Linked DNA regions of Homo sapiens: region 2 is linked to region 1. Evidence: chromatin loops called from intact Hi-C (ENCODE). Cell type or tissue: Panc1. All regions are shown on one strand. Links, peaks and the distances in the headings refer to the core of each region. The heading gives the core; the rest is flanking DNA.

Region 1 (12,081 bases), core at 2,063-10,062:
TCCTGGCCTCAAGTGATCAACCCTCCTCAGCCTCCTAAAGTGCTGGAATTACAGGTGTGAGTCACCACGCACAGCTCAACTTTTTTTAAAAAAATTAAAATAACACGTGTTGGTGAGGATGTGGAGAAATTGGAACCCTTGTTCATTACTAATGGGCATGTAAACTGGTACAGCAGCCACTGTGGAAAACAGGTGGTTCCTCAAATAGTTAAACCTAGAATTATCCTATAGCCCAGCATTTCCACTCCTAGGTACATACTCAAATGACTGAAAGCTGGTACTCAAACATGAATTTTCATAGCAGCACTATTTACAATAGCTAGAAGGTGGAAACAACCCAAATGTCTATCAGTCTATCAACTGATGAATGAATAAACAAAACTTGGTATATTTATACACTGGAATATTATTCAGCCCCAAAATAATCCCACAATGAAGGATTTGATACATATTACAAGGTGGATGAACTTTGAAAATATTATGCTAAGTGAAAGAAATCAGACACGAAAGATTACAAATTTTATGATTCCATTTATATGAAATGTCTAGAATATGTAAATTCATACAGACAGAAAGCAGATTAGTGGTTGCCATGGTCTAGGGGAGGGAAGGATGGAGAGTGACTGCTTAATGAGTACAGGGTCTCCTTTTAGGGAGATGAAAATGTTTTGGAACTAACAGTGGTGATGGTTACACAACATTGTGAATGTACTAAATGCCACTGAATTATACATTTCAAAATGGTTGATTTTATGTTATGTGGATTTCAACTCAATAATGAAAACAAAATTTGCTGACACATTTTACTATCTCACCACTGGGCCTTTTCCATAGATGAACTTCTCTCCTGGCCTTTCATTCAATCCCCTGCAGCCCTTGTCCTGCCCCTGTGGTATAAAAAGCTTACAAAAGTAGCCCCATCCCATTAGTTCCCAAGCAATCCTAGCCCTCAACTCCTTCCCCATTAGGGTGGCTCAGAGAGTGGGAATCTCTAGTGAACGATGGGATCATTGAGGACTGATCTGGCCATATTCCTCAACTGCCTGACCAGTGGAGAACAGCACAGACTCCTTGACTCTTCCTCCTGGCCTCCTGTTTTGGAGAAAAAGCAGAACATTCCCCTCCCATGCTGGCAGGCTCGCCCACACTGCCTTTAGTCTGGGCTCCTGGCTCTAACCCTGGGGCCTTCTCCTTGGACATGGATGTCTTGGCCTTGTAGTTAATGGATGCCACAAACACATGAATGCCTGACCCTCTGGACACAACCCCACATCATCTCACATTCCCAGTTCCTCCCAGGAAGAGGATCAAGTGACAAGCAGGACCCCAGGCAACAGCAACCAGCCGAGGCGGCTCAGTCACTTGCCACAATATTTAAATATGACATTGATGAAGAGCAGACATTGAGTCTGTATTAGTCTATTCCTACACTGCTATGAAGAAATAACCAAGACTGGGTAATTATAAAGAAAAAGGGTTTACTTGACTCACAGTTCTGCATGGCTGGGGAGGCCTCAAGAAGCTTACAATCATTGTGGAAGGGGAAGCAAACACATCCTTCTTCACAAGGTGGCAAGAGAGAGAAGTGCCGAGCAAAGGGGGAAAAACCCCTTATAAAACCATCAGATTTCATGAGAACTCACTCATTATCATGAGAACAACATGGGGTAACCAAGCCCATGATTCAATTACCTCCCACCGGGTCCCCTCCACCACATGTGGGGATTGTGGGAACTATAATCCAAGATGAGATTTGGGTGGGGACACAGCCAAACCATATCATTCCACCCCTGGCCCCTCCCAAATCTCATGTCCTCACATGTCAAAACACAACTATGCCTCTCCAACAGTCCCCTAAAGGCTTAGCTCATTCCAGCATTAACCCAAAAGTCCAAATCCAAAGTCTGAGACAAGGCAGTTCCCTTCTACATAAGAGCCTGTAAAATTGAAAGCAAGTTAGTTACTTCCTAGATATGATGTGGGTACAGGCATTGGGTAAATACATACATTCTAAATGGGAGAAATCGGCCAAAACAAAGGGGCTACAGGCCCCATGCAAGTCCGAAATCCAATAGGCCAGTCATTATGCCTTAAAGTTCCAAAATTATCTCCTTTGACTCCATGTCTCATATCCAGGTCATGCTGATGTCCACGGCCTTGGGCAGCTCTGCCCTTGTGGCTTTGCAGGGTACAGCCCCCCTCCCAGCTGCTTTCACAGGCTGGCATTGAGCATCTGTGGCTTTTCCAGGCACACGGTGCAAGCTGTTGGTGGATCTGCCATTCTGGGGTCTGCAGTCTGGAGAATGGTGGCCCGCTTCTCACAGGTCCACTAGGCAGTGCCCCAGTGGTGACTCTGTGTGGGGGCTCCAACTCCACATTTCCCTTCTGTACTGCCCTAGCAGAGGTTCTCCATGAGGGCTCTGCCCCTGCAGGAAACTTCTGAATGGACATCCAGGCATTTCCATATATCCTCTGAAATCAAGGCAGAGGTTCCCAAACCTCAGTTCATGACTTCCGTGCACCCACAGTCTCAACACCACATGGAAGTCACCAAGGCTTAGAGCTTGCACCCTCTGAACCAATGGCCTGAGCTGTACCTTGGCCTCTTTTAGCCACAGCTGGAGCTGAAGCACCTGGGACACAGGACACCATGTCCTGAGGCTGCACAGAGCAGGGTGGCCCTGGGCCTGGCCCAGGAAACCATTGATCCCTCCTAGGCCTCCAGGCCTATGATGGGAGGGGCTGCCATGAAGGTCTCTCACATGCCCCGGAGACATTTTTCCCATTGTCTTGGTGATTAACATTCAGCTCCTCGCTACTTATGCAAATTTCTTCAGCAGGCTTGAATTTCTCCCCAGAAAATGGGGTTTTCCTTTCTGTCACATCATCAGGCTGCAAATTTTCTAAATTTTTATGCTCTGCTTCCTCTTGAACATTTTGCCACCTAGAAATTTCTTCCACCAAATACCCTAAATCATCTCTCTGAAGTTCAAAGTTCCACAGATCTCTAGGGCTGGGGCACAATGCTGCCAATCTCTTGTCATAGCAAGAGTGACCTTTACTACAGTTCCCAACAAGTTCCTCATCTCCATCTAAGACCACCTCAGCCTGGATTTCATTGTCCCTATCACTATCAGCATTTTGGTCAAAGCCATTCAACAAGCCTCTGGGAAGTTCCAAACTTTCCCACATTCTCATGTCTTCTTCTGAGCCCTCCAAACTGTTCCAACCTCTTCCTGTTACCCAGTTCCAAAGTCACTTCCACATTTTCAGGTATCTTTATAGCAACACCTCACTACTCCTGGTACCAATTTACTGTATTAGTCCTTTCTCACACTGCTATGAAGAAATACCCGAGTCTGGGTAATTTATAAACAAAAGAGGTTTAATTGACTCACAGTTCCTCATGGCTGGGGAGGCCTCAGGAAACTTACAATCATAGTAGAAGGGGAAGCACACACATCCTTCTTCACATGGTGGCAGGAGAAAGAAGTGCAGCACAAAGGGGGAAAAGCACCCTATAAAACCATCATGTCTCATGAGAACTTACTGTCATGAGAACAGCATGGAGATAGCTACCCCCATGATTCAATTACCTCCCACTGGGTCCCTTCCACAACATGTGTGGATTATGGGAACTACAATTCAAGATGAGATTTGGATGAGGACACAGCCAAACCATATCAGAGTCTCACAAGTGGGGTGAGCAGACCCTCAGAGATTCAGAAGGACCAACAGGCTGTAACTTCCAAGAGTTTGCTCTCTGAGCCCTGAGACTGGGAGACAGTCTTGCTGCAGGCTGTACCCTATTGGCTCTCCTCCCACTGCCATGCTGACTGTGGCAAACACACCAGTCGCTGTTGCCATCTGTTCCAACTTGGCCACCTGGAACCATGCTGAAACTTGGGCCCTCTCCCAGTTTGGCAGAGCAGTCCCCAGGGCCTTCTGAGTCCAGATTGACTCATGCCTGCCACTAGCCATTTCTTGGAAGGCTCCCTCTGTGGCGGCCATGACAGCACTTCCTCTTCCTGGCCGCCAGAATCCATCTGTAACAACCATGGCTGCTTTTCCACTCAAAACACCACTTCCTACAGATATCAGGGGTTCACTCATTAACCAAACCTCCCTTCTTTCCCCCCACATATACTAATTCATGCCACAATCCCCCACCACCTGGCAAAATCAGAAGGCCTTCATGCTCCAGGAAAGCCCTTCAGGACACCTTGAAAATGGACTCATGACTTATTCTCTAGCCCCTCTCCATGTCTGATCCTGTGGTGGGCACCAGGCACATATTCCCTGTGGGCAGTTAGAGGAGGAGCTCACAGGAACATGTAAGTGCAGAGTAGGAGCCAGGGTGTGAGTGAGGGCTCAACTAACAGGAATGTGATGCTCCTCACCACTACCAAGGAAGTAATCTAGGGTATGGGTGACGTCGCTACCTTTAGGGAAAAGGTGGAATCAGAAAAACTGGGCCACCCAGACCAGCAGAGCAGCAAGATGGCCTTCCCAGTTCCCAGAGACTGGCACCCAAGGATTTCATTTTTCAAATCATGCATGTTAAAAAGAAATATCAGGGCACATGCAACATGAATCCCACTGGACACACCAGACACAGCTGGAAGGTGATTCCATTAATACTACAAAAGCGCTCTCAGTGCAGTTTTCCTGGAATGTCTTTTCTAAAGGCCTTTCCAAGTGAACACCATGGCAAATCTGAGCACTGGTTAAAGCAGTTTTTGCTCAGATGTGATGCAAAGCCTTGCCCCAGACCCTCAGTTGTATTTCCCATACTCCTCTTTCCACTTCCCTTTTCTACAGGCTTTTGCCCATGGAAGTGCAGAGGGAAGAGGTCAGCCTGGGAGCTCAAAGGTTGGCTTGGAGGTTCAGCTTCTGGCTCACCAGCCCTGGGAACATGAGCATGTTACTGTGCCCCTCTGCACCTGCCTCCCTTTCTGCCCCATGGGCACAGCGGTTCATGAAGAGGAAGCAACGTTCACAGTGCCTTTTAACATTTGAAACTGACAGACCCGTCTCTCTTCCATTGCCTAGTTTCTCACTTTCTGTGACTTTTCCTGGTGACAGCAACTCTCCACATACATGCCACCTGGGAATGACTGCAGGTTTAATGTCAAATTTAATAAAATGTCAGATCATATTACCCTGGGAATCACAGCAAAATGTTTAAAGTTGAGGCTCTGCGGCCTCACACTGACACCTGCTTCCTTCACTCCTTTCCTGTGCCCCATGGCCTTGTAGCCTTTCTTTTTCCCTTATCAAAGCCTGTGATGCAGTGATGACTGTGTCTCTTGCTGAAAGCCTTAGCAACACCCTCCCAAGGGCTTTTAGATATAGTTCAAGGAAGTGGCCAACAGATGGCACTATTCTCATTAGCGCAAGCCAGGTGAGCTGAGAAAAGAGGCGTTTCACCAAACAGCTTTGACAAAATTAGCTTTCTGTAATTGAATAGCCCATAAGAATGAGATAATAGGTTTGAAAAGTTATACAAGGTGTACGATCTTAAGCAAATAAGAACCTATGAGGTGGTTATGTTCTTTTAATTCCTACACACACTACAACAGAGATTTGCAAACAAGACTGGAGACTCAGATACCCAGATAAGTCACAAGGACCTTCTCAGAACACCAATAAACACTGGGAGATGGTTCAACCCCCTGTTTTACATTAGGCACCATGTGGTTCAAGCAGGCTTTGGAGGGAGAAACCAGCTGGGCTTAAATCCTGGCTTTCCAGGTTATGAGCTGGGTGACTTTGGCAGATCCCTCATACTCTTGGCTTCACTTTCTTCATTTGTAAAATAATGAGTAATTCATAGGGTTCTATGAGGAAACAATGAAATAATGTACACAAGTAAATATTTATTACGGTGCCTGTATTAGTTTCCTAGAAATGTGGAAAGAAATTACTACAAACTGGGTCACTTAAAACAACAAAAATGAAAGGAGGCAGAGCAGGATGGCTGAATACAAGCCTCCAGTGATCAGTCCCCATGCAGGAGACCAAACTGAACAACTATCCACACAAAAAAAGTACTTCCATAAGAACCAAAAATCAAATGAACAATCATAGTACCTGGTTTTAACATCCTATTAAAAAAGAAACAATGTTGAAGGCCGAGGCGGGCAGATCATGAGGTCAAGAGTTCAAGACCAGTCTGGCCAACATGGTGAAACCCCGTCTCTACTAAGAAGACAAAAATTAGCTGAACGTGATGGCGCGTGCTTGTAATCCCAGCTACTCGGGAGGACCCAGAGGTGGAGGTTGCAGTGAGCCAAGATCGTGCCATTGCACTCCAGCCTGGGCAACACAGCAAGACTCTGTCTCAAAAAAAAAAAAAGCAATAAAGGGGGTAGGAAACACAGTCTTGAATCACCTACACCACCCCTCCTTCATTCCACAGGGGTGGTTGTGTGGCATGGAGAGAGAATCTGTGCACTTGGGGGAGGGAGAGTGTAGTTATAGTGGGACTTTGCCTTGAAACTCAGTGATCCCCTGTCACAGCAGAAAGCAACATGGGGCGGGAGTCAGCCGGCACCCACAGAGGGAGCATTTAGACCAGCCCTAACCGGAGGAAAATTCCCCATCAAATGGCTGGAACCTGAGTTCCAGCAAGCTTCACCACCACAGGCTAAAGTTATCTGGGATTCTAAATAAACTTGAAATGCAGTCTAGGTCACAAAGCCTGCAATTTCTGTGCAAGTCCTCGTGCTGTGCCTAACTCTTCAACGCCCAGACATGAAAAAACATACACAAGCATCGAAACAATACAAGAAAACACGACCTCACCAAATGAACTAAGTAAGACATCAGTACCAGTCCCAGAGAGACAGAGATATATGACTTTTCAGACAGAGAATTCAAAATAACTATTTTAAGGAAGATCAATGACACCCAAGACAACACAGAGAAGGAATTCAGAATCCTATCAGATAAATTTAACAAAGTGATTAAAATAATTTAAAAGAATCAAGCAGAAATTCTGGAGATTAATAAATCAATTGACATACTAAAGAATGCATCAGAGTCTGTTACTAGCAAAATTGATAAAGCAGAAAAAAGAATTATTGAGCTTGAAGACAGCCTATTTGAAAATACAGAGTCAGAGGAGACAAAAGAAAAAGAATAAAAATGAATGAAGCATGCCTACAAGGTCTACAAAATAGCCTCAAAAGGGCAAATCTAAGAGGTATTGGCCTTAAAAAGGAAGTAGAGAGGTAGCGGTAGATAGTTTATTCAAAGGGATAATCGAGAACTTCCTAAATCTAGAAAAATATATTAATATTCAAGTACAAGGTTACAGAACACCAAGCAGATTTAACCCAAGAAAGACTTTTTCTAATATATTTTATGAGTCCTTATTCATTGAAAATATTATTATGAATGTAATCATTTGGAATATATTGTCTCAATTTCTTTTCATTTTGATTTTCATTTCAAATGAATGTGAATTTTACAATTCATCATGTCGGGGTTTATTATGAAAAATAAAATTCTTGGCTGGGCACAGTGGCTCATGCCTGTAATCCCAGCACTTTGGGAGGCCAAGACAGGTGGATCACCTGAGGTCAGGAGTTCGAGACCAGCCTGACTTACATGGTGAAACCCCATCTCTACTAAAAATACAAAAATTAGCCAAGCATGGTGGCACACGCCTGTAATCACAGCTACTTGGGAGGCTGAGGCACAAGAATCACTTTAACCTGGGAGGAGGAGGTTGCAATGAGCCAAGATCGCACCATTGCACTCCAGCCTGAGCAACAAGAGCGAAACTCCATCTCAAAAATAAATAAATAAATAAAAACAAATATAAAATTCTTGAGATTCTTGTGGCTGATAAGAAGATACAACAAGAATAACAATTTGCATATTATAATGTTTTCGAATGAAGAAATGTTTTCAAATGAAATGAGGTAGAGGTATTTTGAACAAACATTTTGCTGTAAGAGAGATACCCCTCACTTCTGATTTCTGTATCTGTTCTTTAACAAATATATTGAATAGTTCTTAACTATTTAAAAGACAAACTCTAGGCCACTTCAAAAACCTTTTTTTATAGTCTCAGAAATTATAGGTTAACAGTCTAGTGAACTATGGAAGGTGTAATAGGGTTCTCCAGATAAACAGAACCAATAGATAAGAGGAAATTTATTATGGGAATTGGCCCATGCAATTATGGAGGCTGAGAAGTTCCATGATGTGCAGTCAGCAAGCCAGAGAACCAAGAAAGCTGGTGTTGTAACTCAGTCCAAGGTTAAAGGCCTGAAAACCAGAGTAAATCCTGGAGTCTGAAGGCCCAAAAACCAGGAGCTCTCATGTCCCAGGGCAGCAGAGATGGCTTATACCAGCTCCTGAAAAGAGAGCAGATTTGCCTTTTTCCCATCTTTTTATTCTATGCGGGCCCCCAAAGGATTGCATAATGCCCACCTACACTGGTGAGGGATGATCTTCTTTACTCAGTCTACTGATTCAAATGCTAATCTCTTCTGGAAACACCCTTATGAATATATGCAGAAATAATGTTCTATTAGCTTTCTGGATATCCCTTAACCCAGTCAAGATGACATATAAAATTAACAATCACAAATGGCAAAAGGCAAAAAAGAATCAAGGGATTAGAACATTGACAGCAACAGATTCTTCTAAAAGTTTACTGAGTCAACAGAGAAATTACCTCTTATTTTTATCTTTATAAAAATATGGAAAACCTTTCAAATTAATTGGTAGTCTGCAGTCTAACATTCTGCTCCATTGCTATTAACATTTCTTAAACCAGTACACTAGCGTGAATGATGAATCTCATCAGGAGAATCTCTCCTTCCCACTCTTGTTCCCTGGGTAGGTGCATCTCACCTCTATCATTAGTTCTTTGATGACAATCAGTTGCCTGGAGTATTTGTTTTAGCCCAAATCATTACCCTGGAGTATTTTCTAAGATGGGGATGAATAATTCATTTTTTAAAAATGGATATCCTGTTGAACTAGCAGTTTTATTTTCCAACTATACTACTCTATCACTTTATCATAAGTCAAGTAACACTATGTGTGTGAGTCTATTCCTGGATGCTCTACATTCTACTCCATAGTAGTATAACAATGTAAATGTCATTTTTCCAGATAGTCCATTTCCCTGTCAAATTTATGGAATAATCTTATTGTCTTGTTGTTTAAATGGTGTTGGCTTTCTCAAATTTATCTTTTATTTATTAGAGTTTACTTTGGAGCTGGCCTGGTTGTTACATCACACCCAGGGATTGGCACTAAAAGATGAGCTGGAACCTGTCATAGGGTGGGGGGAGGGGGGAGGGATAGCATTAGGAGATATACCTAATGTAAATGATGAGTTAATGGGTGCAGCACACCAACATGGCGCATGTATACATATGTAACAAACCTGCACATTGTGCACATGTACCCTAGAACTTTAAGTATAATAAAAAAAAGAACTTAAAAAAAGTTTTTAATAAATTAAAAAAAAAAAAAGATGAGCTGGAACCAACAACTGTGCCCTTCATAGTTCCATGAGAACTTTGACCTCCTCTTTATGCTCTAGAAACTGAGCCCTGTCAGGAGAAGTATTCATTAGCAGAGAGAACATGCCCCTGTAGAGCAGAAAACAGTTATCTTAGGTAGAGTGACTGCAACCCTATAATGCAGGAAGCAGACTAAAACATCTGAACAGCTCAAAGAGAAATGAATAACCGTTCAAAGATTGGAATAGGGTTCATCACAACAGTGGTCACTACCCACTTGTATATAATATAGTCATTTTAATATATTAATCAAAGGTGAGGACAGTTTGAAGACCTTTTCAGAAATGCACAATCTCAGGAAGTTCACATACCAAGACTCATTCAGGGAAACTACTTAAAGATGTATTACTGCCCAAATGGGGAGAAAAAAGAAGCTTGAGAGTGTAGGGAGTAAAAGGCAAGTAGAGAAGTATCAGAATGACAGCTTGCAGTAAGTCTGGATAGCAACCATGCTGTTAGGAGTGCATGGGTGGAAAACTCCACAAGGAACTCCACTACACAAAAAGAGGAGTGAGGGTTAATAGAATAAACAGTATGCCTGAAGCTCTACATGCTAATTATTAACATTCAGAATTATTCAGTCTGATGACAACACAAGTTCTGAGCACACACACTGTTAATCTGGTGCCACCCTTTAAGAGAACCAGTATGAATTTACAACAGAAATAACTAGAGGAAAATATTTACATAGCACAATATTCTTTAATTTTTCAAAGGAATTTACCATAGGAATCGAGTCTTCTCTAGTGTGATTTCCAAATTATCAACTGCATTCATAAACATTTAAAACATTAGTGCCAACAATAACTAAAGATCCAATTTCTACTCTTCTTCCAGGTCTATACAGTTTGTGAATTTTAATGCCCACCCCTCCACCCTCACCCTACTCTCCACCACCCAAACCTAGACCCTGCTTTACTTATGCACTTTGGTTTTTTTGTTTTTTGTTTTTTGTTTTGTTGTTGTTGTTTGTTTGTTTGTTTCATTTTGTTTTTTTGAGAGAGAGTGTCTCTGTGGCCCAGGCTAGAGTGCAGTGGCACAATCTCGGCTTACTGCAACTCCACTTCCTGGCTTCAAGTGATTATCCTGCCTCAGCCTCCCGAGTAGCTGGGATTACAGGCGCCCGCCACCATACCTGACTAATTTTTGTATTTTTAGTAGAGATGGGGTTTTACCGTGTTGATCAGGCTGGTCTCAAACTCCTGACCTCAGGTGATCTGCAGGTCAGGGAAGGCGGGATCCCAAAGTGCTGGGATTACAGGCATGAGCCACCACGCCCAACCTACTTATGAACTTTGTGTAACATCTGCTTGTTTCTTTTATTTTTGGGGGAGTGGGGGACAATCAGCTTCCTCAGATTGAACAACGTCTGCTTATTTTACTATTGCACTGTGTTGAACCATGTGAAGCTGCCCTTTTTATATGTCACACAGTTGAATTTCAGGAATTTAATATGTGTCAAACTTATGTTACATAATTCTTTGTGTATTTTTATCTCCGCGGACTATGTGATGTTTTTGGAACGTGAATGTTGAAATTCATTTGTATGCTCAACATTTATTTTCTTCTCTCTCTCTCTGTCTGTCTCCACCTCCCCCTTCCTCCCCTTCTCTTACAAGTAAATCCATTCTAGTATGCATCAAATTCTATGACAAACATGACTGCTAACTTCACTGATCATAAGCAATACTTTACTAGAATATTGCTCATGATGATTTCTAATGGTGTATACTAGAGTTAAGAGTAAGATAATAGGGCTAGTTCCAGTTTATGATCCCTTGTTATTACAAGGGATGTCCCTTGGTTTTGCCAATGACAAAATGTTTATGTGAACAATTACCTCATGGAAATAGTTCTTCCTCAAAAATAGAAGTAATGTTATTTCTCCAGTCCTTGTCTATCTCATTGCGGTAGGTATCATGAACAGTATTATAGCTCTAACATTTGTTCTTGCAATTCTCAGAACTGTTAACAGGAAGAGGAAAGTCCTCAAGAGCCAGAGAGTAGAGGTCCTTGATGCACAAAAATCTCCACCTGTCCTAATGCTGCGCGTTCACTGGCATGGCTGTTTTGGGACCTAAGGCCCAACTAGATGAAGCACATCTGCCAGCTACCCCTGAACACTCCATTCACTCCCTCTCAACATTCCTTTCAAACAGCCTCATTTAACACATCTTGCCCAGCTTCCTGACTAGAATTGTATCTCCTTTGCCCCTTTAACTCAATATGGTTCTGGAGTTTAAGACATTAAGTGGCCTATGAATATTGTTCTGGTCTGTTCTGGTGTGGTAAAAAGAAGCTGGACTAGGAGACTGGTTTTACGCCAACAATTACATATGGACACACATTCTTAGTGAGTCCCATTTTACTTATGTGTAAAATGAAGTATTAGAACAAGTGATCTTTAAGAGGTTTTGTTTCCTGCCTAGATCACCTCTTTCCAATCTTTCCAGGAAGTACCCCTAATTGGACATTCTGATATCACTAAGAGATTATTTGAGCACCAGTTTCTTGGGCTGTAAAGGTTGGC
Region 2 (12,081 bases), core at 1,731-9,730, 120 kb after region 1:
ATATGCAATGGGCCTGTGTTATAGAAGAACACTGAGCTTGGGAGATTCACTGCTTTTATAACAAGCAGAAGCAAGCCCGTTCATTGCCTGTGGTGAGACAACTCACTCCTCAAGATTGTTCACAGCTAACACAACCCTGATAAATGGCCAGGGTAAAGAGTGGTTGGAGCCTTACGCAGAAAGAATGTGCAGGGATACACATGGCCCATGGTGAATTGCCTCTCCCAACAGATACAGATCAGGGAAAAATACTGCAAATCACATATCTAACAAAGCACTTCTATCCAGAATATACAAGGGACACTCAAAACACACTAAAAGAATAACCCAGTTTAAAAGTGAGCAAAAGGATTGAACAAATGCTTCACCAAAGAGAATATACAGATGAAAAATAAGCACATGAAAACATGTTTAGCATCATTCCATTAGGAAAATGCAAATTCCAACCCACTATTACATTCCACTACACACTTATTAGAACGACTAAAATTTAAAACAATTCCAAATGCTGGCAAAAATGTAGAACAACCAGAACTGTCATATATTGCTGGTGGGAACACAAAATGGTACAGCCACTCTGGAAAAAAGTTTGGCACTTTCTTATAGAGTTAAACATGCATATACCATACATGACCCAGCAATCTCACTCCTAGGTATTTACTTAATGAATTGAAAATTTATGTTCACACAAAAACCTGTACATGAATATGTATAGCATCTCAATTCATAATTGCTAAAAACGAGAAGCAACCCAAATATCATTTGACCTGTGAATGGATAAACAAGCACTGGTATATCTATAAAATGGAATACTATTCAGCAATACAAAGGAATGAACTCTTGATATACTTGACAACTTAAATGAGCCTCAAAGGCATTATGTTGAGTGAAAGAAGCCAGTCTCAAAAGATTGCATACTATATTATTCCATTTATAAAGCTTTTTGTGTGTGTGTGTGTGTGAGATGGGGTCTTGCTTTGTCACCTGGGCTGGAGTGCAGTGGCATGATCTTGGCTCACTGCAACCTCTGCCTCTCAGTTCAAGCAATTCTTCAGCCTCAGCCTCCCAAGTAGCTAAGACTGCAGGCACATGCCACCACACCCAGCTTTTTTTTGGGGGGGAATTTTTTTTTTAGATGAAGTTTTGCTCTTCTTGCCCATGCTAGAGTACAGTGGTGCAGTCTTGGCTCACTGCAACCTCCGCCTCCCAGGTTCAAGTGATTCTCCTGCCTTAGCCTCCTGAGTAGCTGGGATTATAGGTATGCACCACCATGCCCAGCTAATTTTTTGTATTTTTAGTAGAGACGGCATTGCATCATGTTGGCCAGGCTGGTCTCGAACTCCTGACCTCAGGTGATCCGCCCACCTCAGCCTCCCAAAGTGCAGGGATTACAGGCATGAGCCACGGCACCTGGCCTTTTTTTTTTTTTTTTTTTTTTTTGTATTTTTAGTAGAGATGGGGTTTCGCCATGTTGGCCAGGTTGGTCTTGAACTCCTGACCTCAAGTGATCCTCCCACCTCAGCCTCCCAAGGTGCTGGGATTACAGGCGTGAGCCACCATGTCCGGCCCTATATGGCCTTCTTAAAAGGACAAAACTAGAGTATTAGAGAGAATGTCAGTAAGTTGCTAGAGTGTAGTAGTTGGGGGAGGGTGTGACTATGAATGGATTATGAAAGAGAATCTTTTGGGGGAGGTAATAGAAATTTTTGTAATCTGATTGTTAAAATTCATAGAACTGTGTGTACCCGTCCCTCTCCCAAAAAACTCGGTGCCTATCCCAGCTTCTCTTGCCACTAAGGTGTAGACCTATGACTTAGGTTCTACCAATCAGATGCAAGTGTGCTAGGCTTTGATTTGAAGGTAAGTTAAATATGGACAGAGGCAGGCCACAGGGGCATCCACTTTCTTGGTGTGCAGCAGCAGACTCAGATTCTGGGAGCGAGGCTCATAGCAGCAGCTTCCTGTGGTAGTAGCAGATGAAGCATGGTTGTGAGCTCTCCCTGGCAACTCCATCAGAGTTGGCCCAAAAAGTCCAGCCTCCAGTTTGTTCCATCAGTTGTTCCACAGATTCTGTATTATACCTAATACCCTGTAATAAGTGTCTGCTAATTTAAACTAGTTAAGAGTGCATTATGTTGTCTGAAAGCAAGAACGCTAATGAACATATTTATGTACAACTAATGGTACTGCTCAATTCCCAGCCCATGTTTCTCATGGCCTGTTTCTCAGACTTACCATTTAACCATGAGAATCAGTTACTAAGCATGACAAGCAACCATTGCCAGAGGGAAACATCTGGATGTCATTTAAAATGGATAGAGAAGGAGTGGTGAGTCCTTACATGGCTTAGTACTCCAGAACAATTCTCTGGCACTTGAAGTGGTAAAATACTGATTCCAAGTAGACTGGTAGACTGATTGCAATAAAGGCCACAGAAGTTTCTCCCTTCCCTGGATGCTCAGCCCTTTGCACTGTGACTTTGCCACTCCTTCCTTCAAGAGATAGAGTCTGTTTCTCCATCCCCATGAATCTAGGCTGGCCTGTGACTTGCTTCAACCTATGGAATGTGGTAGAAGAAACATTTTGGGAGTTCTGAGACTATTCAAGAAGGTTTTGAAGCTTTCACTCTCATTCTCTTTAAACCCATATGGAGAAGGCTGAAAGTCTAATTTTTTCTGGAAGCATGAAACATATAGAGGCCTGTGAACCATACCACAACCAGAACTACTGAGCAATAGGTGAGGCCAGGCAGGTCCCGCACCTCCCCATCCCGCTGCCCACCTGCAAAGCTTGCCTAGTAAACACTGAGTTACCATCTGGATCTGATACACAGGATCAATTGCTCTAGGCCCTGGCTCCCTAGGGCACTGCATTGCTGGCAGCTGGTCAGGGACTGTTTTCCAGGAGGCAGAGAAAAGCTACTGAACCCCACGTTCAAATGAGCAGTCTACAAGCCACCCTCAGGGAAGCAGGGTGCAGAGGTGGGTCTGTGCCCTCTCCAACACACATCTTCCAAGCTGCCCATTGCCATTTTCTGAATTCTGGCTCCTTGTCAAACTCTCTTGTGTGTTCACACTCACCATAACTCCATTGTATAAGAGCATTAGCAAGTAGACCGGGCCGAGAGGCAGGTAAGGATACACAAGGTGGTTTGCCCAGGCTCTGCCCTTCCTGAACCACACCTTGGACCTCACATCCCACGAGAGGCAGCTCTATTCATCTTGGCCCAGGAGACCCCATCTGCTGTGTCTTGTGGGCTGGTGTTGGTGTCATACCCCACTGAAGCCTCATGGTCTACCGCCAATAGTAACAAGTACATAGATCTTCTAGAAACTACTGTGTCATTCAAATGGCATAAAGAAGGCATGTTCCACATAAAAAGAGGTGAGGAAAAATAATTGCACTGCACTTGATGCATTAATGCCGGGGGATTGGGGTCATTTTTTCTCTCATGCATTTTCCTTGTTGTTGCTATGAAGTTGTTATGCAGCAATTAAAAAAAAAAATTAGCTGTGAAAAGCATGTTCTCCTCAGTCAACACTTCCAGACCCAATGCAAGTCTACAATGACAGATGCAATCCTAAACGTAATTAACGTTACAAGCTCTGTCTAGAAGGTGTAATTAACCCTCCAGAGCTCACTTTATCTCTCGACTACTTAGGAATTCAAGGAAGAGCAGTGACAGGACTTTTGACGGAGGTATTTTAGAGGCTGTGGGCCATCCTCAACTCTTACAAATTTCCCACAATAAGAATACACATTGCATTTAAAATCCCCTATTTTGAGGCTTGAAGCTTCCCACCTATGGGTTCATGTAAGGATGGAAGTGGGTTTCAGGGCTTCTGCTCAGGGACTTGGGGTGATCATTTCTGTCTAATCCCATCAGGAACAATGACTTACCTTGGTGTATGCTCTCTGTGTGTGTGTGTGTGTGTGTGTGTGTGTGTGTGTGTGTGTGACAGAGAGAGAGAGAGAGAGAGAGAGAGAAAGAAAGAATGCATCCATACTGGGCCTGCTGTTCTGGTATCTGCTTTTGTGTGGTGAGATAAGGAACAGATCTCCTACTAGTCCAAGGCCACCTCAGCATTTCAGAGTTGCCACCCCAGAGAGAATGGTGTAGGAGTTGACTGTGCCCTTTACTAAATGTAAAATATCATCTTTATGGCAGCAAACTTCCTATCAGCCTCCCTTTACCCGGGCCTCTATTTCTCCCTGTTTCACAAAAGAAGAAACATGGTAGCTGATGAGCATAAAGGATAGAATTGTTGAAATTATCAGAAGCCAATGAGCATGTCCCTTACTATCTGTAGTATACTACCCTGTTTCTTTCCTCTATGACGCTTCCTCCAATCCATAACTACTTGTGTATCAGTTTACTTTGTTTCTGGCATGCCCTCATCTTTCTAGAATGTGAGATTAAAGATAGCAAGAACAATATCTGCATTACTCCCTCCTGGATTCCCAGGGATTAGCACAGTGCATGACAAATAATCCATGCTCAATAAATATTTCTTTTACATTTGATTTTTGAAGAGGTACAATTAAAAACAACCACAATGCAACAAGTTACCTGTCAAATTGGCAAAAATTTCAAAAGATATGAGCAGTGTTGCCAATGAGAGAGTCATAGCAGCATTCTCTCAGGATGCTAGCGAGACTGTAGTTGTCACCCCCTTTCTGGAAAATAATTTGACAATACATGCCCCAAACCTAAAAGGATTACATTGCTTCTGAGCCAGCAATTCCTCTTTTAGTTATTGAGAAGCTAAGCCAAGGAGTTCATCAATGATGTGCAAAAAATTTTAATCATGATAAATTATACTGTCCATGTTTTTAATAATAATTAAACATTAGAAAGATAATGTCACAGCCAGGCACTGTGGCTCACACCTGTAATCCCAGCACTTTGGGAGGCCAAGGCGGGTGGATCACGAGGTCAGGAGTTCGAGACCAGCCTGACCAACATGGTGAACTCTCATCTCCATTAAAAATACAAAAATGAGCCGGGCGCGGTGGTGGGCACCTGTAATCCCAGCTACTCAGGAGGCTGAGGCAGGAGAATCGCTTGAACCCGGGAGGCGGAGGTGGCAGTGAGCCGAGATCGTGCCATTCTACTCCAGCCTGGGTGACAGAGTGAGAGTCTGTCTCAAAAAATAATAATAAAATAAAAAGAAAGAAAGAGGCCCGGCATGGTGGCTCACGCCTGTAATCCCAATGCTTTGGGAGGCCGAGGTGGGCAGATCACGAGGTCAGGAGATTGAGCCCATCCTGGCTAACACAGTGAAACCCCATCTCTACTAAAAATACAAAAAAAAAAAAAATTAGCCGGGTGTGGTGGCAGGCGGCTGTAGTACCAGCTACTCGGGAGGCTGAGGCAGGAGAATGGCGTGAATCTGGGAGGCGGAGCTTGCAGTGAGCCGAGATCGCGCCACTGCTCTCCAGCCTGGGCGACAGAGTGAGACTCTGTCTCAAAAAAAAAAAAAAAAAAAAGAGAGAGAGAGAGAAAGAAAAAGAAAGAAAGGAAAAAAAGAAAATGCCACGAAAGAATATTTAAAATCTTGGAAAAGTTTTATTACAAAGTAGACAAGTACTACACTTAGTCAAAAAGCCAAGAAGAGATCAAAGTAGACAAAAAGCCAAGAAGAGATCAAAGTAGACAAGTAAACAAGATTTTATTATAAAGTAGAAACCAGATAATATGTAGAGAAATACCACATTAAATTTTTTTTATTTACATTTAGGTGGAGGGGGACAATAATGTAAACAAAATGCCATAAAGTCCTGAGTGGTTATCTGAGGTATGGGATATCAGGTGATTTTTATCTTCTTTTATTAGTTTATCTCTATTTTCCTTGTATTCCACATTTTTTTTTTTTTTTTTTTGGAGACAGAGTCTTGCTCTGTGGCCAGGCGGGAGTGCAGTGGCGCCATCTCAGCTCACTGCAACATCCACCTCTCGGGTTCAAGCGATTCTCTCCTGCCTCAGCCTCCTGAGTGGCTGAGACTACAGGTGCACGCCACCACGCCCAGCTAGTGTTGTTGTTGTTGTTTTGAGATGGAGTTTCGCTCTTGTTGCCCAGGCTGGAGTGCAATGGCGCAATCTCGGCTCACCACAACCTCTGCCTCCCAGGTTCAAGCGATTCTCCTGACTCAGCCTCCTGAGTAGCTGGGATTACAGCCATCCACCACCACGCCCAGCTAATTTTGTATTTTTAGTAGAGACAGGATTTCTCCATGTTGGTCAGGCTGGTCTCGAACTCCCAATCTCAGGTGATCCGCCCTCCTCGGTCTCCCAAAGTGCTGGGATTACAGGCGTGAGCCACTACGCCCGGCCCATACTTTTGTAATAAGAAAGAAGCAATTCGGGCCGGGCTCAGTGGCTCATTCCTGTTATCCCAGCACTTTGGGAGGTCCAGGCAGGAGAATTGCTTCAGCCCGGGAGTTCCAGACCAGCCTAGGCAACATAGTGAGACCGCGTCTCTACAAAAAATACAAAAAATAGCCGGGCGTGGTGGCATGTACCTGTAATCCCAGCTACTCGGGAGGCTGAGGCAGGAGAATCGTTTGAACCCGGTAGGCGGAGGTTGCAGTGAGCCGAGATCGCGCCACTGCTCTCCAGCCTGGACGACAGAGTGAGACTCCGTCTTAAAAAAAAAAAAAAGCAGCAATTTAAATTTACTAAACTAAAGCAGCTTTGCCCCCTAGTGGCTTGTTCATTAAACTGCGTTTATTTAGTCTGAGAAAAGAATGTCATCCTCTGAGATTGCAGAGCAGATACCACTGCAGGCTTTTGTCCCAAGGCAGAACTTTCTGGAAGATGTACTTGTCCTTTGGTAGGATAAGTGGTTATATCCTAGAGGAGCAGCCTCAAGCTGTCCCTGCCTTAGGATGCCTGGATAGTTAGGTTTGACAAAGGGGAGAAAGATGAGATTGGAATGGGGAGAACTCACTGTCACAGGAGCACCCTCCTGTGACTCAGGGTTTAATGGCCTGGCAAGGACACGTGGTGCCAGTACTAATATGCTGCTAGGATTGCTCCTTGAAGCTAGGGAATGGGGGAGTGGGGAGGAAGTGGGCATACCAGAACTGATACTGGAGAAGGTATCATAAAGCTCAAAATACAAGGTATGTGGATATGTGAGAATGGAGTTTGCTATGGTTTGGATCTGTGTCCCCACCGAAATCTCGTGATGAATTATAATCCCCAATGTTGGAGGTGGGCTGGGTGGGAGGTGATTGGATCATGGTGGTGGATTTCTCATGAATGGTTTAGCACCATCCCCCTTGATGCTGTTCCCGTGATAGTGAGTGAGTTCTTGCAAGATCTGGTTGTTTAAAAGCGTGTAGCACCCGCTACCCCGCTCTCTCTCTTGCTCCTGCCCTGAGCATGTGATGTGCCTGCTCCCCCTTTGCCTTCCACCATGATTGTAAGCTTCCTGAAGCCTCCCCAGAGGCCAAGTAGATGTTGCCATGCTTCCTGTACAGCCTGCAGAACCATGAGCCAATTAAACCTCTTTTATTTGTAAATTACCCAGTCTCAGGTATCTCTTTACAGCAATGCGAGAATGGCCTAATACAAAGTTACAAAGTGGGACCAGATCCATTAGACCACGGATCCAAACCATATCAAACTACCTCCTGACCATGTTCCCTGGGAAGGCTGAGAAGACATTCCTTCACCAGGAGTGCACTGGTAAGCAGACACGACAGCTTTTTTGAGATCAATAGTGGTTGTCTTCTGCAGACCAGAGAGACAGTAAGAGATGCTGTGGTGCAACTGGGCCTCCCAGTATCAATGCAGATTATAGAATTCCAGAATACAGAAGCCAAATGATGATATTTAACTGACCTAGGCAAGATTGAAGTAATCACCATAATGGGCCGCTATGGAATGGGCTGAGTTGTTGCCTCCCAAAATTCCTATGTTGAAGTCCTAACCCCCAGGACCTCTGGATATGACTGTATTGGGGATAGGGCCTTTCAAGAGGTAATCAAGTTAAGATTGCTAAGAGACAATCTTAGCATTGCTTTGATAGCACTGGTGAAATTGGACTGGATTAAAGAATGGTGTTGCTACTAGTTTTTAAATCTTCATGAATGAATGCTGAGTGTTGCTATTCATTATGTGAATGTTCTTAAGAAAGGAATTTTAGCATTAACGGAATTCCTGTAGGTACTTTACTAAGTCATAACCCATGCAGATACTTAGCAAGAGGCTTAGGGCAGAGATTTATTTGCCCTTGCTAGGGCTACAGTAAACATCTGTATAAGATTTTTTTTTTTTTTAAGACAGAGCGTTACTCTGTCACCCAGGTTGGAGTGCAATGGTGCCATCTTGGCTCACTGCAACCTCCGCCTCACGGGTTCAAGCGATTCTTCTGCCTCAGCCTCCTGAGTAGCTGGGACTACAGGTGTGCCACCACCACTCCTGGCTAATTTTTGTATTTTTAGTAGAGACGGGGTTTCACCATATTGGCCCGGCTGGTCTCGAACTCTTGACCTCATGATCTGCCCGCCTCAGCCTCCCAAAGTGCTGGGATTACAGGCATGAGCTATGGCACCCGGTCAAGATTATTGTTTTCTGTTGTAGAAGAAGAGGTTTCTGTTCTACACATATGGGCTGATGGACCTTGAATAAATTACCTAAGCATTCTGAATCTCTAAAAGTGTTGGTATGAGGAGTCTGTGAGTTAATCCAGGTAAAGTGTGGTGACTGGCAGAGTAAATGTGTAATAAATGGAAGCTATTAAAGTATTTTTATAAGATAATCTATTGCTATTATTAATGGTGGCTGAGGAGCAATTTCATATCCTTAAAACCACTAGCTCAGGAAACTGGTGGTCTGAAATAGGGAAATAGAAGATAAATTCTAGCCACAAATATTTGTTGAGATTCTAACTCATGCTAAGCTTTGAGGGAACAAAGAGAGAAAATGTGACCCATGCTCTCCAGGGACTCACAAATCTAGTTGTGGGGAGAATGGATGTATAGACAAAGAAAGAGAAAAGTTAATCCTAATTTATGCTACAGGTAATAAATAAATTTACTCTGTGTACGAATGTCCAGGAGAGTTTTCACAGAGAAAGATGACCTCGGCTTTGAAATATGGTAGGATTTGGACTGGCAGGGAACAGTGGGAAGAGTTTCTCAGGGAGAGGAAATGGCTAAGCAGAGATCCAGTGTCTGGAATATAATTGGGTGAAGTGGTCTGACTGAAACAAAGGGTTTGTTTCAGGAGACAGTAGGGGATAAGTATGGAGAGGCAGGTTTGAGAAGAACGTGAATCTCAGATAAAGAGTTGTGGACTATACCCTATAGGTATAGGTCCTTAAGGTAAAGGGGTGTGTGTGTGTGTGTGTGTGTGTGTGTGTGTGTGTGTGTGTGGTGTAATGGGATCCTCTTCAATGGAAAGCTATGTACATAATAGGGAAGGGGATCAAGAGTGCTAATTAATCACCTTCCCTACGGAATCTGAGCCAATAAAGAAATATATACAGGAGGGCCGGACGTGGAGGCTCATGCCTGTAATCCCAGAACTTTGGGAGGCAGAGGTGGCCGGATCATGAGGTCAGGAGTTCGAAACCAAGCTGACCAACATGGTGAAACCCTGTCTTTACTAAAATACAAAAATTAGCCAGGCGTGGTGGCACACACCTGTAGTCCCAGCTATTCAGAAGGCTGAGGCAGGAGAATCGCTTGAATCCAGGAGGCGGAGGTTGCGGTGAGCTGAGATTGCACCACTGCACTCAAGCCAGGACGACAAGTGAGAGACTCTGAAAAAAGAAAAGAAAGAGAGAGAGAGAAGGAAAGGAAGGAAAGGAAAGAAAAGAAAGAAAGGAAGGAGGAGGCAGCTCTCCTGGAGGCAGCTAGCGTGAGGCTGGGGAGCGCAGAGCTGCGTGTCATGCCCTGCGCTGCCCAGACTAGTGAACAATACAGTCAGGATGGCTAAAGGTGACCCCAAGAAACCAAATGGCAAGATGTCTGCCTATGCCTTCTTTGTGCAGACGTGCAGAGAAGAACGTAAGAAGAAATACCAAGAGGTCCCTGTCAATTTTGCAGAATTTTCCAAGAAGTGCTCCAGGAGGTGGAAGACAATGTCCAGGAAAGAAAAGTCTAAATTTGATAAACTGGCAAAGGTGGATAAAGTACGCTATGATCGGGAAATGAAGGATTATGGACCAGCTAAAGGAGGCAAGAAGAAGAAGGATTCTAATACCTTCAAAAGGCCACCATCTGAATTCTTCCTGTTCTGTTCAGAATTCCACCCCAAGATAAAATCCACAAACCCTGGCATCTCTATTGGAGACGTGGCAAAAAAGCTGGTGAGATGTAGAATAACTTAAATGACAGTGAAAAGCAGCCTTACATCACTAAGGCGGCAAAACTGAAGGAGGAGTATGAGAAGGATGTTGCTGAGTATAAGTCGAAAGGAAAGTTTGATGGCGCAAAGAGTCCTGCTGAAGTTGCCCAGATAAAGGTGGAAGAGGAAGATGAAGAAGATGAGGAGGAAGAAGAGGAGGAGGAGGACGAGGAGGATGAATTTAAAAACTGTTTATCTGTCTCCTTGTGAATACCTTAGAGTAGGGGAGTGCCATAATTTTTTGTTTTTGTTTTTGTTTTATTTTTGAGACGGAGTCTCACTCTTTCACCCAAGCTGGAATGCAGTGGCACAATCTCAGCTCACTGCAACCTCTGCCTCCCAGGTTCAAGCAATTCTCCTGCCTCAGCCTCCCGAGTAGCTGGGGATTACGAGCATGAGCCACCATGCCTGGCTAATTTTTGTATTTTTAGTAGAGACGGGGTTTCACCACATTGGCCAGGCTGGTCTTGAACTCCTGACCTCAGGTGATCTGCCCGCCTCAGCCTCCCAAAGTGGAGGATTACAGGCGCTGCGTGGAGCGCAGTAATGGACACATCTCTTATTTGAGAAGTGTCTGTTGCCCTCATTAGGCTTAACTGCAAAATTTGATCACGATCATATTGTAGTCTCTCAAAGTGTTCTAGAGATTGTCAGTGGTTTACATGATGTGGCCATGGGTGTCCAGAGCACCCTGAAACTGTATCAAAGTTGTACATATTTCCAAACTTTTTTTTTTTTTAATTGATCATTCTTGGGTGTTTCTCGCAGAGGGGTATTTGGCAGGGTCATAGGACAATAGTGGAGGGAATGTCAGCAGATAAACAAGTGAACAAAGGTCTCTGGTTTTCCTAGGCAAAGGACCCTGCGGCCTTCCGCAGTGTTTGTGTCCCTGGGTACTTAAGATCAGGGAGTGGTGATGACTCTTAACGAGCATGCTGCCTTCAAGCATCTGTTTAACAAAGCACATCTTGCACCGCCCTTAATCCATTTAACCCTGAGTGGACACAGCACATGTTTCAGAGAGCACAGGGTTGGGAGTAAGGTCACAGATCAACAGGATCCCAAGGCAGAAGAATTTTTCTTAGTACAGAACAAAATGAAAAGTCTCCCATGTCTACTTCTCTCTACACAGACACGGCAACCATCCGATTTCTCAATCTTTTCCCCACCTTTCCCCCCTTTCTATTCCACAAAACCGCCATTGTCATCATGGCCCGTTCTCAATGAGCTGTTGGGTACACCTCCCAGACGGGGTCGTGGCCGGGCAGAGGGGCTCCTCACTTCCCAGTAGGGGTGGCCGGGCAGAGGGGCCCCTTGCCTCCCGGACGGGGCGGCTGGCCGGGCGGGGGGCTGACCCCCCCACCTCCCTCCCGGACGGTGTGGCTGCCGGGCGGAGATGCTCCTCACTTCCCAGACGGGGTGGCTGCCGGACGGAGGGGCTCCTCACTTCTCAGACGGGGCGGCTGCCAGGCAGAGGGTCTCCTCACTTCTCAGACGGGGCGGCCGGGCAGAGACGCTCCTCACCTCCCAGATGGGGTCGTGGCCGGGCAGAGGCGCTCCTCACATCCCAGACGGGGCGGCGGGGCAGAGGCGCTCCCCACGTCCCAGACGATGGGCGGCCGGGCAGAGACGCTCCTCACTTCCTAGATGGGATGGCAGTGGGGAAGAGGTGCTCCTCACTTCCTAGATGGGATGGCGGCCAGGCAGAGACGCTCCTCACT

Evidence for each region. Peaks named below come from ENCODE experiments on the same cell type or tissue, not always from the same donor. Only the 100,000 strongest peaks of a DNase experiment are listed, where the experiment ranks them.
Region 2: it touches region 1 in a loop (3-fold over the local background); 62 of 110 quality-filtered maps call a loop at or near these places.

Annotation. Positions count from the first base shown.
Region 1 is chrX:135,079,931-135,092,011 of GRCh38, reverse strand. No RefSeq gene overlaps it. Among named protein-coding and RNA genes, the nearest start is that of SMIM10L2B, 13 kb to the left of the region's middle. In Panc1, for the core only: CTCF peaks have their summits at 5,172 and 5,379 (motif pointing right); a DNase peak (open chromatin) is centred at 5,391; H3K27me3 peaks cover 228 bases.
Region 2 is chrX:134,960,169-134,972,249 of GRCh38, reverse strand. It overlaps the pseudogene HMGB3P31. Among named protein-coding and RNA genes, the nearest start is that of LINC02243, 17 kb to the right of the region's middle. RefSeq lists an enhancer at 10,936-11,737. In Panc1, for the core only: CTCF peaks have their summits at 6,490 and 6,702 (motif pointing left); a DNase peak (open chromatin) is centred at 6,719; H3K4me3 peaks cover 413 bases; H3K27ac peaks cover 3,813 bases.